Linked DNA regions of Homo sapiens: region 1 is linked to region 2. A link is a contact called in ENCODE Hi-C or POLR2A ChIA-PET data. All regions are on one chromosome and are shown on one strand. The core of a region is the stretch at or near the end of the contact, and the rest is flanking DNA. Distances in the headings are between cores, read along the strand shown. Region 1 holds the start of TNFSF10 (TNF superfamily member 10). Region 2 has its middle 29 kb from the start of GHSR.

Region 1 (3,292 bases), core at 140-2,639, 46 kb after region 2:
CGGGGGTGGGAGGCTAGGGGAGGGAGAGCATTAGAACAAATCCTAATGCCTGTGGGGCTTACAACCTAGATGATGGGTTGATGGGTGCAGCAAACCACCATGGCACATGTATACCTATGTAACAAACCTGCACGTTCTGTACACGTATCCCAGAACTTAAAGTAAAATAAAAAAATTTAAAAATAAAGAAATCTGTTTGCCAGAATTCACAAAGAGCAATAGACCTCATGTGAGTTATGAATCTGAACTTCATCCTGCTGTGTGCTATTGGATAAAGACTCTAAGAGCTACATTACAGATTTTTTCGACAGGAAGTATCACAGTAACAAGGCCCTATTTAAAGGCTGTTGCTACTGCTGTGGAACAGATTTACCCATTTGTGTTTGAAAGCAGGAAAGAAATTTTATCATTCACCACTTAATTGGTTAGAATCTCTTACTGTGCACCTTTTAAAACCTGCTGCACATTGGACTCAAAAGGAAAACTGAACCAACGGTAATTGAGGAAATAGACTCTTTTATTTATTCATGGCTACAGTGTAAGCTCCAGTCCCTTTGGATTTTATTCCAAACCTTGTTATAATATAAAAAAGGAAGTTTACAAGACATGTCATTGCTGCTTTTACAAAAGGACATTCTATTTATTTTCGCAGGAATTCTCATGTCCCCATAAGCAGAGCTGTCACAGTGTGCACTACCTTAGGTTGTTTTATTGTTGTCATTGTTATTTTTTTCCATTTTGAGCTAATGTGTTTTATCTGTGAATAGTCTTTTACATTTTTGTATGCTGAAAATGGGCACCAAAGAACCTGTAAAAATTATCTTTTTCAATTGAATGTGCACAAATAAAAGTTTGGAAAAGGAAAACAAAAGAACTACAAAGCATTTAGCAGAAAGCTTTCATGAAGAGTTGCAATGGCTGATATTATAAAATACACATACTTTTAAAAACAAAAAATCCCTCAGGAGTTTTGTTGCCCACATCTGCTAGTAACTAGTGAAGCCAGTTGTGTAACTGCACTTAGTTTACACAATTTCTTGAACTTACAGTTTTGCAAAGACCTCAGTTGTTATGTGATTTAGCAGTTAGAGTGTACCCACAGAGAAAGGAAGCAGGAAAGTCTTCAGAGAGGGGCAAGCTGACATGCAAAGAAGCAGGTAACCAGACATTTGCTAAGCGCCTCGAAGACTGAGTGCACTGCACTGCACTGACCTGCTTCAGCTCGTTGGTAAAGTACACGTAAGTTACAGCCACACAGAGAGACTGCAGGAGCACTGTGAAGATCACGATCAGCACGCAGGTCTGTCCCAGGCTGGGTCCCCCCTGGACCTCCATCATAGCCATGATCCTGTCAGAGTCTGACTGCTGTAAGTCAGCCAGGCAGCCGGTCACTGAAGCCCTTCCTTCTCTATTCTTTTATAGTCAGTGAGGAAATGAAAGCGAATGAGTTGTTTTTCTGGGTTCTGTGGCCTTGGCCCCACCCACATCTATTGAACCTGCAACTGTCCCTCCCCTTTCCTACTGCCCAGGGACAGCTCTTGTCTCAAAGTAGTCGTTGGAAAGGAGGGAAACTGAAAGAAGCTCCTCTCCTTGCCCTCAGGATCCATGCACCCCTTATCTGCACTCACCTCAAGCCCATTTCTCTCTTCTCTTTCTTGCTCTCCTTTTGATAATGTCCTCAGCCAAAGAGGGGAGGGATTTTCTTTGCTTTTCCCTAACATATCCTCATTCTACCACAGAGCTCTAAGCCTCATGGCCTGGCTGTCATAGGCACAAGGCCTGTTTTCTAAATTATAAGATAATTTTTATGACCTGAAACTTCCATATGTGGTTTTTCTCATGCTACTGTGAGGGTGGGAAGAGGGCAGGGTGGGAGTGGATAAAGGAAAATAGAAATACTGTCTCATAGCAATGGTCTTGCTACATAATTCCATCTTGAATGTCAGAATCTAAATATTGACGACTTCTTCCTCTTTGCAAACCTTCAGACACAAATTCTAATCTCCTTCTCAGATCTCCATCCCTACCAAGACAACATGCCTGTGTGTTAGGCTGGACAGGTAGGAAGTAGTTGACACACTCAGAAAGGCAAAGGAAAAAAACATGTGGATGTTTTCCAAAATATTAACCCCATCACAATGTCTCGCTGTCACTATCCTTTTACAGATTAGGAAAAGAAGTTACAGGGAGTTAATTACCCTCAGATTCAGGACCCAGCCCCAAATCTCCCCACTATCAGATGTCATAAGCTGGCCCAGCTGTATGTTGTCTCTATATCTTATTCAGCATTTCTTTCTTTCCTTTTCTTCCTTTCTTTCTTTCTTTCTTTTCTTTTCTATTCTTTCCTTCTTTCCTTCTTTCTTTCTTTCTTTCTTTCTTTCTTTCTTTCTTTCTTTCTTTCTTTCTTTCTCTCTTTCATGTATTTATTTATTTTTTTGACAGAATCTCACTTTATCGCCCAGGCTGGAGTGCAGTGGTGCAATGGCACAATCTCGGCCCACTACAACCTCCACCTCCCAGATTCAAGCAATTCTCCTGCCTCAGCCTCCCAAGTAGCTGGGATTACAGGTGCATGCCACCATGCCCAGCTAATTTTTTTGTATTTTTAGTAGAGATGGGGTTTTACCATGTAGGCCAGGCTGGTCTCGAACTCCTGACCTCAAGTGATCCTCTTGCTTCAACCTCCCAACGTGCTGGGATTACAGGCATGAACCACTGCATGGGGCCATTGTTTAGTTATTCCATTCTTGACCCACTGAGTCAGAGTTTCTGGCAGTGGACTTAGGAACCTACATTTTTCAGCAAGTACTCCAAGAGATCCTTTGAAACCTAAAGTTTGGGACCCTAGATCTACAGTTACATTCCTGAGTTCATTCAGGCACCGCTGGTCACCATCACTTCCTGCCCTTGCCTTCTATCTGTAAATGAGTCTATATTTAAGAAAATATTTTCAAATTTTAAATTTGCCTCTGTCAAATTGCCAAATTTTTAAATGCAAATTCCTTTCAGACACAGACAAATTGGCAAGGTAGCATTTTTCCTACTAAAAGTTTTAGACATTATGTGAACCTAACACTATTTGAACACACTTACACTCTAAGTCCTAGACTGAATGAGTTTTTTAAATCAGGTGAAAGATGAGTAGGATAACCGTAATGCACAAGACACACAGCCGGGCAGGGCAGAAACAAGAAACGAGAGATGGCAGAGAAACACAGGGGAGAAGACCAAAGAAAACCAACTTAACACCTTTGTTATAATCCAGAAATAGAAACATTACGGCTATGATGTA
Region 2 (3,330 bases), core at 281-2,780:
GCATGCCAACAACTAACTATAGCAGAGAAAGAGTTCAATAGACGGCTCCTCCTCCTCTTCCACATGATTTTTTTTTTTTAAACAGAGTTTTGCTCTTGTTGCCCAGGCTAGAGTGCAATGGCACGATCTCAGCTCACTGAAGCCTCTGCCTCCCAGGTTCAAGCGATTCTCCTGCCTCAGCCTCCCAAGTAGCTGGGATTACAGGCATTCGCCACCACATCCTATTTTTAGGAAAGATGGGTTTTCACCATGTTAGCCAGGCTGGTCTCGAACTGCTGACCTCAGGTTATCCACCCGCCTCCGCCTCCCAAAGTGCTGGGATTACAGGGGTAAGCCACCATGCCCTGCCCACATGATTATTATTAACTCCCTGGAGTTAAAGTTGCCCCCAACCAGAAGTCTGCCCAAGTGTAAACAGCACCGCGCCCAGGTCACTCTCCAACTTTCCACTCATGTGATGAGCTTCCTGGAGCTTGGGGGAAAGAGGAGGACTCCTCTCCACCCTTCAGCCTGTACCATGGACTGTGTTGTATATCCTCCTGATCTTCATCCATTGCCTGTGCCCCTCCAGGAGGGAGAGGATTGGGAGACAAAAGGGGATGGGTTGCAGGCAGGCAGGCAGTGTGGCAAGTTTGTAGGGAAGGGAACGTGTGCAAAAAGGGGAAGCAGGCGTTGCAGAAGCAGAATGCTCATCTTCCCAATGTATCCTAAGGATGCGTTCATCTCACTTCACAGGGCAGTTAGGAGCAAGTGAGTTTCACAAGTTGAACCAAATTCTTAATGCAGAAAGGAAGCTTACTTTTAAAGAAAGACTGCTATTCATTTCTTTCTAAAATGCTCTTTTGTAATCTCTTAAATTTATCTGTTTTATTAAACTTGAGGGTTTTATACATTGATTTTTCTCAAAACAGGACGTACTTGAGCCCTGTTTTATACTTATCTATTTTAACTAGGTCATTTCCAATTTTGACGTCAATATGACTTTCTGGGAGATTTTAAGAATAAAGAGAAATCTGAAATCAAAATCAGCATGAAAGCAATTAAAATGAGGCTGTAAAACCTCTGTACCAGAGGTTTTCTTCGTCTTCTTTTCTTTTCTTTCCTTTTTTTTTTTTTTTTTTGAGACGGAGTCTTGCTCTGTCACCCAGGCTGGAGTGCAGTGGCGCGATCTCGGCTCACTGCAAGCTCCGCCTCCCTCTTTTTTTTTTTTTTTAAGCATATTGAATGCTTAGAACTTGCCAGGCCGTATCTCAGCACGTCACTCATATTAATCATTTCCTAATAACCGCTACAAGTTGGGTTTTGTTATTATCCCCATTTGAATAAATAAGGCACGGAGACACAGAGAGGATATGACATAACTACCAGAAGCCATTGGTGGCAAGATCTCAATCAGGACATGTCGGTACAATGCTCTGATTATCTCGTCTGCATCCCTGATTACTTATGGTCCAGATATAAACTACTCCTCTTCACTTTCATTTTAACCAGAATTTGAAGTCATTTTATTCTCTCTCAAGTACTTTGGGCTTTGAGGAAAATAAGGGAAACTCGCCACCTGGTGGCAGCTCATAGTGTGTGGTAACAAGGTGGCTGCCCCCTGTCTGGTTTCAAGGAGAGAGGAGAGAATGTCCCTGCCTTGCTATTCACGCCTCTCAAACAGCTGAGCTGACCTCTCCTCAAGGGCCATTGTCTTTAGAAATCCCTCGCCCTGTCTAGGTCCATTCTGATAAAAATTGGAGTAGCAGTTTTTTCTCTATGCTTCAAGTGAGGAGGTTGGATGGGACAGAGTCCAGCGATGAGAGGCCAAGACTCTCTTGACCTTATTTCATTGTCAAAAAGATCAGTATTCATGTTCTACAAGAAGGAATCCACAGTTGTCCAGAAAACTGTCCTTCAAAAATAGCCAGTCCACAGCTGCTTCCCGTATCTTAGGCTTTAGTTTCTGAAGCAGAGGAAGTAACATGCAGGCATCATCCCTTGTTAAAACAATTCATAGAATTAAAATGTTGCAGGTGAATTGAATTTTTGAACATTTAATCAGAATGATCACTTGGGTATCTTGTTTTCTTAAATACTTAATTCGCACACCACAGGGTTTGAAATGTAGGTTTTTCAAGTCTACATAGGTTCTATTCGTGATTTTCAGTTGCCTGTCAGTGAACAGGTGCCAAGTTAGCTGTATCAGAATCACTTGTGGAAATTAAAACGTAAACAAACACAGGAAGATTCCAATTCAGTAGGTCTCTGAGGAAGACTGAGCATCAGCATTTTTAAATGCTCACCAGGAGGTACTGAGAAGCAGTGTGCTTAGGAAGCCACTGTACCTGCACCACCTTTGCTGACCAGAATGGAAGCAGCAGGTAAAGAATGTTGGTGGTTAACACAAAAATTAGATACTGTTTTCACTCATCAGGCTGGCAAACAGGAACACAAATAGTAATATTTCACTCTGGTGATGATGTGGGGACCAGAGCATTCTCATTTTCTGTTGCTAGGTGTGTAATGTGCTACAAAAGATTAAGGAAGTAATCAGGGAGTTATTTATTTATTTTCATTTTTTTGTAGAGATGGGGTTTCCCTGTGTTGCCCACGCTGGTCTCAAACTCCTGGCCTCAAGTGATCCACCTGCCTCAGCCTCCCAAAATGCTTGGATTACAGATATGTGCTGTCTCAGCCAGGCCAGACAGGTATTTTTAACATCTAAAATGTTAAATTGGCCCAGAAATCCCAATTTGGAATCCAGAATGTTGAGATCAATGACAAAAATGTTTATTGTAGCATTATTTGTAGTGACAAATAATTGGGAACAATCAAATCTTGGAATAAATTATAATCTATTCATTCAATGAGTTATTATGCAGTATTTTAAAAGAACCAATTAAATCTGTATACTTTGATCTGGAAAGGAGTCTATGTACTATTAAAGGAATGAGTTGCTGAGTTTTATACACAACTGCATATGCATATACCTATATATGTATGTATATATATTTCCATTTGTAAAACAAAAAATTAATTAAGCTAGAATATTGGGAACAGGGAGAAACATATGAAAGGACACAGAGTTTTTTGGTTTTTTGGTTTTTTTTTAGATGGAGTCTCACTGGAGATTGTACTGCAACCTCTGCCTCCTGGGTTCAAGTGATTCTCCTGCCTCCGCTACCCAAGTAGCTGGGATTACAGGTGCATTGCCACCATGCCTGTCTAATTTTTCTATTTTTGAAAGAGATGGGGTTTCACCATGTTGGCCAGGCTGGTCTTGGACTCCTGACCTCAAGTGATCCACCTGCCTCAGCCTCCCAAAGTGCTGGGATTACAGACATGAGC

What was found. A loop is a pair of places that touch in the nucleus more often than their neighbours do. ChIA-PET counts read pairs that join two places held with the same protein, here RNA polymerase II (POLR2A). Pooled maps may share reads with other maps.
Region 1: a pooled map shows a loop between it and region 2 (4-fold over the local background). The contact joins the promoter of TNFSF10 here to the enhancer-like site in region 2. A Hi-C loop is called at or near these places in 3 of 37 single-sample maps with no recorded cell type and 5 of 50 pooled maps. POLR2A ChIA-PET finds 5 or more read pairs at or near these places in 6 of 52 experiments (CD4-positive, alpha-beta memory T cell, H1, Panc1 and 2 more).

Annotation. Positions count from the first base shown.
Region 1 is chr3:172,522,041-172,525,332 of GRCh38, forward strand. TNFSF10 (TNF superfamily member 10) reads right to left here and starts at 1,390. Exons shown (of 5, transcript NM_003810.4): 1 at 1,213-1,390. The coding sequence starts at 1,344. It also overlaps the pseudogene TBPL1P1. RefSeq lists an enhancer at 1,322-1,371.
Region 2 is chr3:172,475,926-172,479,255 of GRCh38, forward strand. No RefSeq gene overlaps it. Among named protein-coding and RNA genes, the nearest start is that of GHSR, 29 kb to the left of the region's middle. Within about 2 kb of position 1,531, at least 18 of the 41 ENCODE cell types and tissues checked have a DNase peak (open chromatin) inside an H3K27ac peak, as active enhancers do.